2 separate regions of the Homo sapiens genome follow, and region 1 is linked to region 2. Evidence: chromatin contacts called from ENCODE Hi-C or POLR2A ChIA-PET data. All regions are on one chromosome and are shown on one strand. Each heading gives the region's core, a stretch centred on a gene start or an enhancer-like site at or near the end of the contact. The rest is flanking DNA. Distances are from core to core; before and after follow the strand shown.

What was found. Hi-C counts contacts between places; a loop is a spot of excess contacts on that map. ChIA-PET counts read pairs that join two places held with the same protein, here RNA polymerase II (POLR2A). Pooled maps may share reads with other maps.
Region 1: a loop to region 2 is called in a pooled map, with 2.0 times the contacts of the local background. The contact joins the promoter of DVL1 here to the promoter of TNFRSF4 in region 2. A Hi-C loop is called at or near these places in 2 of 50 pooled maps. POLR2A ChIA-PET finds 5 or more read pairs at or near these places in 2 of 52 experiments (H1 and activated T-cell).

Annotation. Positions count from the first base shown.
Region 1 is chr1:1,345,512-1,351,320 of GRCh38, forward strand. It overlaps DVL1 (dishevelled segment polarity protein 1), which reads right to left and starts at 3,907. Exons shown (of 15, transcript NM_001330311.2): 1 at 3,385-3,907. The coding sequence starts at 3,554. RefSeq lists enhancers at 530-1,408, 1,610-2,239, 2,240-2,869 and silencers at 2,422-2,598, 3,759-3,938, 4,039-4,358, 4,379-4,528.
Region 2 is chr1:1,209,497-1,215,599 of GRCh38, forward strand. It overlaps TNFRSF4 (TNF receptor superfamily member 4), which reads right to left and starts at 4,657. Exons shown (of 7, transcript NM_003327.4): 1 at 4,487-4,657; 2 at 4,167-4,289; 3 at 3,496-3,597; 4 at 3,142-3,208; 5 at 2,446-2,642; 6 at 2,208-2,336; 7 at 1,844-2,129. The coding sequence starts at 4,631. The coding sequence ends at 2,059. RefSeq lists a silencer at 3,735-3,784.

The DNA.
Region 1 (5,809 bases), core at 2,657-5,156, 140 kb after region 2:
GCAGCCTCCGCTGAAACTCACGGCAGCTGCCAGGGGCGCCCCTGCCGGCACTGTGCCCCCACCTTGGGATTCCCTGTGAGGCCTGGCTAACCTGTGTGCTGCCCCCACAGACCCGCCCCGGGGAGGAATCCACTCAGAGGCAGCGCCCTGGGAGCCAGCATGGCCACACAGGATGCAGAGAACCCTCCAGACTCCCAGAGGCCACAGCCAGCTGCCCTAGACGTGGCGTGGTCCCGAATGCACCCCATTCTCCCAAGGCGGAGCAGGAAGCTGGCAGGGGTAGCTGGCCCAGGACAGGCGGTGCAGAGCCATCCTGTGCCCTCAGAGCCCCCTGTGCACGCCCCAGGTCAGGGCCCTCAGCCTTGGGGGTCTGTGGCCTCCCAACCCCTGACCCCAGAGCCAGGGGCTCTCCACCAGCCTGTCCCCTGGGTGGTGCCGAGTCCTGGGATCTCTCTGTGCCCCTCCCCCGGTTCAGGACACACAGGCTCAAGTGTCCCTGCTAGGCCATGGCTATGAGTGCAGTAGGTGAACTGCCTGGACCCTCCCAAAACCAGGGAGGCACTCAGGGCACAGAGAGGCTGAGTCACAGACCCCAAGTGGCACAGCCAGGGAGGGCGGAGTGGGAACTCCCCCCACAGCCCAGGCCAGGCAGAGCCTCCCCAACTCCATAGCTCCCCACAGCACCACCCAGGACACAAGGAGCTGTCACAACACCGAGGCCCATGGCAGGCGGCCCTGGGGACCAGGGCTTTGGGCCCACAGCCTTGCCTCCACCCATCCCCCAGTCCCAGGCCTGGGTCACCCCCACCTCGGAGATGAACTGTGGGAGCTGTGCCCAACAGACAGCCTCGGTGCCAAGTCCAGCAGGCCCAGCATCCGCCACGCACCCAGCAGTGGGGACCCGGAGCCAAACACCCTCCCTCCTCTGCCTCGGCCCAAGGCTGGGCGAGACCCCCTGCCAACCACCAAACCCAGCACCAGGCAGAGACCCTCCCCAATTCTGCCCTCCTCCCAGCCCTGGGGATCTTGGGTCAGAATAGCTGTGACCAGGGCATGAAAAGTGGAGGACAGGCGGGGGACCTTCACCCACTGGGCCAAAGCCGTGCGTGGGGAGTGGGGTCCAGACCAGGGCACGTGGTTGTGGCCATGACACAGGCTCCCTGCACTGCAAGGTGGTCAGTCATGCTCTGGAGCAGAGGCTGGGGAACCAGGGCTGGGCTGAGAATGCAGCGGGGGCTGGCGCAGGAACCCCCGACTCACCAGGGCCTCCTCAGCGTCCCCAGCCTGAAGCTCCCTCTCTTATGAAGGCCACCCCAGACCAGCGAGGACCTGCCTTCTCTTCCCCCCATCTCCAACTACATTCGCTTGGCATCCAGGGTCAGTGTCTAGTTCAGCAGTCGCTTAAGCTAAAGTATTACTGACCAACCAGCCCCTCCCACGGGGGTTCTATTCCACAGAACAGACAGTGCTGAGAGGTCTGCGGGTAGAACTCAGGGGAAGGGATGAAGGAAGTAATTGATGAGGGTCCTCCGTAGGCTCCTGAGGCCACCAGCCAGAGGACCAGGGAGGACACAGAGCAAGGCCCCCATCCCAGCCAGAGGACCTGGGAGGCTACAGAGCAAGGCCCTCGTCTTGGACCTCCAGCATCACCCCAGTCCATTCTTTCCAACCCCCACAGCCCAGCCCAGCCCAGCCCTGACCTCTGCAGCCCCACTGACTCCCAGCCCCCTGTAAGTCTGCAGCCTCCAAAGCTGTACACTGAAGCTCCCCTGTCTCTTTCCTGGCCGCATCCCCAAGCCTGCCTCGACACCCAGACCTGCCCACCCTGTTCCCAGGCCCGGGCACCCACGCGTCCTCCAAATGTGCCCAGCAGGTGCAGCCACTGCTAGAAGTGCACTAGGGCAACAGTCAGGCTGTCTCTGCCCTGGGCAGCCCCCGGTGGGTGTCAGGAGCAGAAGGCGGACTCCCCCAGGGCTTCATCCCAGAGCATGGTCCAGGAGCAGAACCTGGGGGCTGGGCACCTCCTCACTACGCATTTCCTGGTGGCACACATTTGCAACAAACAGCATTAGTAACTTTGGTAACTTTCGTTAGAATAATAAACTAAGTCAAAAACAAAAGTACCTGACACATGCCCCATGCTCAAGGCCAAAGCAGCCCAGGCCCAGAGAAGCAGGGACTGCAAGGTGCCCCAGCTGGGGAGGAGCCCGGACCAGACTCAGAAAACAAACCGCCCCCTCCTGCCCAACCTGACCGGAGCGGGCAGGAGGGCCGCTGAGCCGAGTGGGGAGCGCCCAGCCTTCAAAGGCTGCCAAGGACGCACCCTGCCCTCTCTGCTTTGCCTGGTCGTGGGGGTGGGGAAGGAAAGTACAGCTGTCTAGATGTCCCTTGGGCCCCCCTGAGAGCTCCAGAGCGGACCCAGCCTGACTGGACCTGGGGCTGCCTGAGGACCCTGCAACCACAGAATCCAAGAAACAACCTTAATGTCACAATCCCAAGAAGCGGCCACACACAAGGACACCGCTTGCCGGAGGCTCACCTCCTGGGGCCACGAGGCCTGAGCCCGCCCCCAGCACTGTTGAGCTGGGACTAGGGACTCAGGTTACTGGTGGCTGGGCCGGGCCAGGCCAGGCCTCAAGCAGACCGCCAGGCTCCTGCTCCCTGTCCCAGAGGGCCCAGCTCAGCACAGCAGGGGTCTCCTCGCCTGGGACACCACCACCGAGGCCCAGCAGGGAGACGCTGACCCAGGCTGCCCCGAAACAGCAGATGGTCTGGGCTGCTCCGGGAACGCAAGTGCTTTGTGGCTCAGTGGGGACGGGGCCCACAGGAAGCTCAGGACACGGGTAGGCGAATAAAGTTTCATGGTCACCAGTGGCCCTTGACCTCCACCCTGTCACAAGGACCCTGCAGAAGGGGGCCAGGAGAACCTGTCTTGACCCTCGGGAAGCTTCTGCAAACCCTAGCAGACAGGTTGGTGAACCTGTACCCCCATGTCTCCCCATCCCAGCTAGGGAACCCCACCCTGCTTCCTTCCCACTGACACGCCCCTGACCCCAGCCCGCACCAACGGCAGGCGCTCCCGGCCAGCCCCGGTGGAAGCGATGCGGCCGACCGAGTCTGACACGGGCCAAGGCAGGACTCGGGGCCGGGAAGCTGGGGCCAGGGACGCCGGGAACCCCGCCTGCCATCGCCCCGCTCCACGGACAGGTGGGCGCGCGCCGCACACGGGCCGAGGCCGCCACCCGCGCCGCATCTAGCGGAGGCGCGTCGCGGTCGCAGGTCCCCGGGGGCGCGAACGGCTCAGGACCCCCGCCCCGTCCCCGCGCGGGCAGGTGCGACCCCCGAGCCCGCGCCAGGCTCGCGCAGGCCTCGCGGCCGACTGACCCGAAGTCCTGGTCCATGGACTTAAAGAAGAATTTGTAGGCGTGCACGGGCCGGTTGCTGAGCACGTTCTTGAAGTCGGCCAGCGTGACGCGCTCGGGGGCCACGGGCAGCTTGACCAGGTACGGCGTCTCCTCCTCGTCCATGTGGTAGATAATCTTGGTCTCCGCCATGGCGCGGCGGCGGCGCGGAGCCCGCGCGCTCAGGGCCCGGCCCGGGGCTCGGACGCGGGGCGCTACCCGCCCGCCCGCCTGCGCCCCGCCCGGCCCGCACCGCTCTCGGCCCCGACGCTCCGAGGCCCCCGGGCGCCCCCGCCCGACCGCCCAGGCCCCGGCCGCCGCCCCCGGCTCCCGCGCGCGTCCCGACTGCTGCCCCGCGGCCCGCGGCCGCCCATCCGCCCCCGGCCCGGGAGCGGCGCGAGGGACGCAGCACGGAGGGCGCGCTCAGCCCCGCCGCCCTCCCGCCTGCGCCCCTCGGGCCGCGCCGTTAAAGGGACCGCCCGGCCCGGGGTCCTGAGCGTGGCCGCGGGGGGGCGCCCGAGCGCGCGGCGTTGACGTCACGGGGGCGCACGGCGGGGGCGGGGCGAGGATGCGCAGACGCAGGCGATCATCGCTCGCCCCGCCCCGCCCCGGCCCCGCCCCCGCGCGCGGGCCCGCGCTCCATTATGATCCGGCGCATGCGACGCGCGCCGCTGGCTGTGGGCCCGTGGGCGCCGGGGCGCTCGGGTCGGGCGGAGGGACCCCGGGGACGCCGGGTGCGCGGCGCTGAGGTGGCGCCCGGTCGCTCTGCGCCACCGCGAAGGCTCCCGACTCGCGTGCCCTCTGCCGGGTCCCACGGGGTCCAGGCAGCAGGCCGAGCGGATGCGGGGCGCGCGGGGGCGCGGGCGTGCACGGAGGCGTCGGAGCGCCCGGCGGCGGGAGGGATTTAGTCCTGGGGTTCTCCGCAGGGCAGGGGAGACTTCCGAGGCGTCCCTTGAGGCCGCGGGGCGTCCGCGCTTACTGTTCCGGGGCTCGCGGGGCTGGAGGCCTTCCCGACCCGACCCCAGCAGGAAGCGCGGAGGCCACTAGAGGGCGGCCCAGGATGGGAGGAGTGAGGAGGGGGCCTGGACGGGGCAGGAGCGACGGGGGGAGTGAGGAGGGGGCCTGGACGGGGCAGGAGCGACGGGGGGAGTGAGGAGGGGGCCTGGACGGGGCAGGAGCGACGGGGGGAGTGAGGAGGGGGCCTGGACGGGGCAGGAGCGACGGGGGGAGTGAGGAGGGGGCCTGGACGGGGCAGGAGCGACGGGGGGAGTGAGGAGGGGGCCTGGACGGGGCAGGAGCGACGGGGGGAGTGAGGAGGGGGCCTGGACGGGGCAGGAGCGACGGGGGGAGTGAGGAGGGGGCCTGGACGGGGCAGGAGCGACGGGGGGAGTGAGGAGGGGGCCTGGACGGGGCAGGAGCGACGGGGGGAGTGAGGAGGGGGCCTGGACGGGGCTGGAGCGACGGGGGGAGTGAGGAGGGGGCCTGGACCGGGCAGGAGCGACGGGGGGAGTGAGGAGGGGGCCTGGACCGGGCAGGAGCGACGGGGGGAGTGAGGAGGGGGCCTGGACGGGGCAGGAGCGACGGGGGGAGTGAGGAGGGGGCCTGGACGGGGCAGGAGCGACGGGGGGAGTGAGGAGGGGGCCTGGACGGGGCAGGAGCGACGGGGGGAGTGAGGAGGGGGCCTGGACGGGGCAGGAGCGACGGGGGGAGTGAGGAGGGGGCCTGGACGGGGCAGGAGCGACGGGGGGAGTGAGGAGGGGGCCTGGACGGGGCAGGAGCGACGGGGGGAGTGAGGAGGGGGCCTGGACGGGGCAGGAGCGACGGGGGGAGTGAGGAGGGGGCCTGGACGGGGCAGGAGCGACGGGGGGAGTGAGGAGGGGGCCTGGACCGGGCAGGAGCGACGGGGGGAGTGAGGAGGGGGCCTGGACGGGGCAGGAGCGACGGGGGGAGTGAGGAGGGGGCCTGGACGGGGCAGGAGCGACGGGGGGAGTGAGGAGGGGGCCTGGACGGGGCAGGAGCGACGGGGGGAGTGAGGAGGGGGCCTGGACGGGGCAGGAGCGACGGGGGGAGTGAGGAGGGGGCCTGGACCGGGCAGGAGCGACGGGGGGAGTGAGGAGGGGGCCTGGACCGGGCAGGAGCGACGGGGGGAGTGAGGAGGGGGCCTGGACGGGGCAGGAGCGACGGGGGGAGTGAGGAGGGGGCCTGGACGGGGCAGGAGCGACGGGGGGAGTGAGGAGGGGGCCTGGACGGGGCTGGAGCGACGGGGGGAGTGAGGAGGGGGCCTGGACGGGGCAGGAGCGACGGGGGGAGTGAGGAGGGGGCCTGGACGGGGCAGGAGCGACGGGGGGAGTGAGGAGGGGGCCTGGACCGGGCAGGAGCGACGGGGGGAGTGAGGAGGGGGCCTGGAC
Region 2 (6,103 bases), core at 3,407-5,906:
TGAGGCTTCATGTGTTTCTTCTTAAGTAATTTTTTTAAATTTCTTTTTTTTTTTCCAGTCACGTCTCACTGCAGCCTCCATCTCTTGGGCTCAAGTGATCCTCCCACCTCGGCCTCCCAAGTAGCCGGGACCACAGGCATGCACCACCACACCCGGCTGATTTTTTCTATTTTTCATAGAAAAGGGTCTTGCCATGTTACCCAGGCGGGTCTCAAACTCCTGAGCTCAGACGATCGTCTGGCCTCAGCCTCCCAAAGTGCTAGGATTCTAGGCGTGAGCCACCGTGACCGGCCTCGGCTGTGTGTTTCTTGCTCATGAGTGCAGTGAGGGCCAGGCGTGGTGGCTCACACCTGGAATCGCAGTACTCCAGGGCACCGAGGCAGGTGGATCACCTGAGGTCAGGAGTTCAAGACCAGCTTAGCCAACATGGTGAAACCCTGTCTCTAATAAAATACAAAAATTAGCCGGGTGTGGTGCTGGGCGCCTGTAGTCCCAGCTACTTGGGAGGCTGAGGCAGGAGAATGGCGTGAACCCGGGAGGCAGAGGTTGGTGAGCTGAGATCACACCACTGCACTCCAGCCTGGGTGACACAGCAAGACTCCGGCAAAAAAAAAAAAAGAAAGAAAAAACAAGTGCAGTGAGACGTCTTAGCCCTCGGGAGTGTTTCTCTTCAGCCCCTGACACCATGGAGGCGAACAGGCACCTCCGCCTCCCGAGGGACACAGATGTCGCTTAGACGCCCGGGGTGTCTTCCCTGCGGGAAGCCTGCAGGGCTGCTCCCGCCTTGTTCCCGAGCTGTGGCCTCGGGCGTGACTGGCGCTCGGGAGCAGGCTCTGTGCTGCTCGAAGGATACCCCACTCCCAGACACCAGCTTGAGAAGATTCCCGCACGGCCGGGGACGGCCCCAGGGCCTTGGGAGCGTCTGTGGACACCTGTGGTGTGGGCCGAGGAGCTGGGAGCTCATCTGAACACGCCAGCACTCGCGCATCCACGCTGCTGGCGGATGCCTGGGTTTCTCCACTGTGGGGCCACGTTACATGAAGTCGCTGTGGTCATTCTCATTCAGATCCCAGGACTCTTAAGTGCGCAGGAGTGGGACGGCCGGGGCCCAGGGTGGACAGAAAGTTGGCTCAAGCAGAAACTGTGGTTTCCAAGGTGACTGTCCCCCTGGACACCTATGGCAGGGACATAGGGGCCGTGTGGGCCCTTTGCAGGGACTCCTCGGGGTGCTCAGGGGCCCTGGGACCCCCTTCCAGGTGCAGCAAGGGGTGGGCGTAGGTGTGGAGGGGAAGAGGGGCAGGTCTCTACACTCCTCCTCCAAGGACACAGAGCCCCGGGGGTCAGCCACTCCCAAGCTCCTTGGGCAACCCGGGGCTCAGGGGCCAGCTGCCCTTGTCAGCGCCTGGCCAGGAACCTCCACCCCAGGCAGCCTTGGGCCTGAGCTTTCCCAGTCTCTCCCCCCGCTCCCCACTCAATCTGGAACTCGCACCCAGGGACCAACCTCCAGGGTCCCACTTGACCCCGCTACCCTCACCTCCACCCTGGCCCAAGACCCCTCTCCAGCCACAGGTTGGCACAGCCCAAGTCTCCCAAGACCCCTCTCCAGCCACAGGTTGGCACGGCCCAAGTCTCCCAAGACCCCTTTCCAGCCACAGGTTGGCACGGCCCAAGTCTCCCAAGACCCCTCTCCAGCCAGAGGCGGGCACGGCCCAAGCCTCCCAAGACCCCTGTCCAGCCAGAGGCGGGCACGGCCCAAGCCTCCCAAGACCCCTCTCCAGTCAGAGGCGGGCACGGCCCAAGCCTCCATGCCACAGGTGTGCAGCCCACAGTGCCGGTCGGAGACTCCCGTCTGCCAAGGTTTTTATTGTGGTCCCGCGGGGCAGGAGGTATGCATGGCATACGTAAGCAGAGAGCCGGAGGCAGCCATCGGCACCTAGAACGGTGCAGAGTTGGCCCAGGAGCGTGGCGGGGCAGGCGGCCTGCACCTGCCCTGCTCGCCCAGCAGACCCTCCGGGCTCCAGCCTGGCGGGGCCCAGCGTCCACCTTGGTGGGCCCAGGTCAGATCTTGGCCAGGGTGGAGTGGGCGTCGGCCTGCTCCTCTTGGATGGGGGTCCGGAAACTGCCTCCCCCTGGGGAGGAAAAAAGGAGAGATTGGTGGGTGGGCCTCACCCGCCAGGAGCAGTGCGGCAGGGCCATGAGGCACTCACCAGGGGGCTTGTGGGCATCGGGGGGCAGCCTCTGGTCCCTCCGGAGCAGGTACAGGGCCAGCAGGATGGCCAGGGGGCCCAGCAGCCCCAGCACCAGGCCCAGGCCCAGGATGGCGGCAACCGCACGGCCTGCAGGAAGGGGTCTGCTGGGTGGGGTCCACAGGAGGGGCCCCCATGCCGCCCTCCCCTTCTCCTATTCGGGTTGGGGGCCCCGCTGGGCTGGGCCAGGCGCCCTTACCCCCGGGGACCTCCACGGGCCGGGTGGAGGGTCCCTGTGAGGTTCTGGGCCAGGCTTCAGTGGGCTGGACAGTGATGGGCCTGGCCGGGGGGCCCTGGGTCTCCTGGGGCTGCGTGGCTGGGGGGTCCCTGTCCTCACAGATTGCGTCCGAGCTATTGCTGGCCGGCTGCAGGGTGTGCTTCCCAGCCAAGGTGCAGCTGTTGGGGAACAGGAGGTGTTGCTCAGGCCAGAAACCCCCTGGGACCCGGGAGATGCGGTGGGGATAACAGGGTCCACGCTGGCCAGCCACAGGCAGCATCTACCACAGACACCAGGCCAGTGACAGCCAAGGACGCTGCCCAGCCCCACGTGCCCCCCACAGGGGCCTCCAAGGCCACACACCCTTCTCCCACATCTACACCCCCCACCAGCACCTCCCTGTCCTGTGCCCCCAGGGCCTCCCAGCTGCGGAGGGTGAGGGTCCCACACACCCAGCTCCACCCACAGGGAAAGGCTGCCCCCAGGCAGCAGCTTCCTGCTCCCCAACCAGGTCCAGCCACATAGCCAGGCCCCCAGGGCCACCAGCACCTCCCCTTCCCCCAAAACTGCCCCCACCCCACCTGCCCCCCCAGCCCCTCCCAGCTCCCCAGCTCCTCCGCCCTCCTAACCACCCCAACCCCCCCCCAGCCCCTCCCAGCCCCTGGCCAGGCCCCTCACTTGGTCCAGGGCTTGCAGGCCTGGTTGTCGCCTGGGGAGAAGTGCCCTGGAGGGCAGGGGGCACAGTCTGCAACAAAGATAGGGTGGTCAGGGGCTGCCCACAGGCCCCGGGTGCTGGGGACATGGGGCAGAGCCTGTGGGGCAGGCACTTGCCCCCCATGGCTGGGTGGTGGGTTTGGCCTCTGGAAGCCCTCCCTGCCCACATCCCACCCGTGGGCCCTGACCCGGGAGCTCGGTCTTGAGGATGCCAGAGGAGGCACCGGTGGGGCCAGGTCCCTGCGGCCCACGGCCCATCTGCGTCACAGACAGCCGCTATGCACACCCCCAACCGCCGGCCGCAGCCACCGAGCTCACCAACTCCAGGCTTGTAGCTGTCCAGGGGCTGGGTGCCCGCCCGGCAGCGGCAGACTGTGTCCTGTGTGGCCGTGCACAGCTGCTTCCGCTCACTCCCACTTCCTGAGCAGGGGCCGGATGGGGGGGTGGTCAGGTGGGGGCTGTGGACAGGGTCCTCAGGAAGCGTGGGCACTGGAGGACAGGTTGGCCTCCCCACCACACAGAGGGCCGTGGGCAGGGGTCTGCGGCCTCCCCTGAGACTTGGAGCCCCTGCAGCCCCCGAGGCTCCTGGGCCCTCCCTTCCTGGCCACAACCTGGGGCTGGTTCCGTGGCAGCCCCAGCCACCCTTCCCTACCCCTCCACCGCCTCCAGCCGCCAGCCCCGCCTGCGGCAGGGTCTCCATGGCCCAACCCCCCAGCCTCACTGCTCAGGCCAGCAAGGCCAGGCCACATGGCCAGCGTGGTCTCCCCGACTCCACGTGGCCTGGGCCGAGTCTGGGCCCCCGGAGGGAGAGGGGGTGCCCCTGGGAGACGCCTCAGCTCCTCGAAGGACCCCTGTGGCGGAGCAGACCCCGCTGTGGTTTGAGGTTCGTTTCTGCGGCTGTGGGAGCCCCATGCTGCTGCGTGGGAATGTGGGTGCCAGGCTGCCGCCCCCTGTGCTGGGTGGGGCTGTGGGGCCAGGTGGGAGCTCACTGAGGTTACACCACGTGCAGGGCTTGCACGGCTTGGAGCTGACCACGTCGTTGTAGAAGCCCGGCCCGCACGGACGGCACACCGTGTTCTGGGAGCGGCTGCAGCGGCTCACCATCCCGTTGCCTGCAGCAGAGGCCGGCGTCAGGCAGCGGTCAGGCCCCAGGCTTGCGCCCGTGGACCCCCCCAGGCGGCTCCTCTGCCAGGCTTGGCCGGCCCCTCACCCGCCCCCTCCCCAGGACCAGCCTCCTGGCTGGCCCATCCCTGCCCCAGCCCCCAGTCCCTGGAGTGCCCGTGCGTGGCGACCCCTCCTGAGGCCTCACCTGGCCTGCACTCGTGGCAGCACCGGTCGTTGCTGGGGTAGGTGTCCCCGACACAGTGGAGCCCCGTCACGGTGCTCAGCCCCAGGCCCAGGAGGAGCAGAGCCGCACACGGCCCGCGGCCCAGCCGCCGAGCCCCCACGCACATCCTCGTCTCTGCTGTCGCCAGAGTCTGGGTTTTCCTTGCGGGGTGTGGCTATAAGGACTGTGGAGGAGGGGAGGGGAGAGGGGAGGAGGGCAGAGGAGGCGGGAGGAGGAAGGTGGCAGGCCGGGGACCCTGGCTGTGGGCTGGGCACAAAGGCGGGGTCTGGGCACCCCCAGCATTGGCTTATTCTGCCTTCTGACCTCTTCTGCCCAAGACCACCGTGTTCAGACCCCAGGGCACAGTAGGGCCTGGCCTGCGGCTCGACCCTCAGCAAAAAGGTCCATGGAGCACGTGGGTAAACTGAGGCAGCACTGAGTCAGGAGAGGCAACTCCTCAGTCTGGACCTTCAGGGCTGTGGCACTGCTGAAGCATGGTCCCCCTTGTATGCCCAAGACTAGCTCTGAGCAGCAGTGACCACAGCCATGGTAAGACAGACACCCATGGCCAGGCACGGTGGCTCCCGCCTGTAATCCCAGCACTTTGGGAGGCCAAGGCGGGTGGATCACCTGAGGTCAGGAGTTCAAGACCAGTCTGGCTAACATGGCGAAATCCCGTCTCTACTAAAACTACAAAAATTATTCGGGCGTGGTGGCGGGCGCCGGTAATCCCAGCTAGTCAGGAGGCTGAGGTAGCAGAATCACTCGAACCCAGGAGACAGAAGTTGCAAAGCAGAGGTGGCGCCACTGCACTCCAGCCTGGGCGACAGGGCGAGACTCATCTCAAAAAAAAAAAAAAAGACACCCGTGACCACAGCCCACGCTGAGTGTGCCTGAGCACGGCAGGTGTCTATGGCTGAACTGTGCCCCTTAAATTCCTGCGTGGAAGCCCTAACCCCCATGTGGCAGTGTTTGGAGACAGGCCTCTGAGGAGGTGGTGAGGGTGGGTCCTGGATGGCCTGGCGCACACGGGCACGCAGGCAGGTTTCCACCTTCTATGCAAACAGTTCTCAGGTTCCAGGTTTGCCCAGAGGATGCGAACTGCCCGGAGAGCTGGGGAGCAGGTGCGGGGCTGGGGGCTCCCTGGGCCCTTTCTGCACCTTTCAAATAACTGTGACCAGCCTGTGATTATCCAAAAGTTCATTTTTGAAGTTGCAAGTGGAGAGGGGCCTCTAGGAACAGAGCAGCAGGGAAGGGGCTGGAAATCCCCTCCTCCCAGGAGCACAGGAAACAGCTGCCTGTCCTCGGCCCACCCGTGGGGAAATTCCCAGCCGTGGAGCCCGCTGGCCCTGGAGAGGGAGGGAGTGGAGGGAGAGGCCACCCGCCCTCGGACTGAGGGTCCCTAAGTTGGTCACCCTCCCCACGTCCCCACAAGTAGAGAGGACCCTGGAAGGGCTCAGAGCATCCCAGACAGTGTGTGTACCTGCATGTGCACACCCCAACCCAGGTGGGCAGAGGAGGAAAGTTCTGGCATTTTGTGGAAGGTTCCACCCAGCGTTCACAAGGGTTTCCCACTGACAGTGAGAAAAAGCTTACATT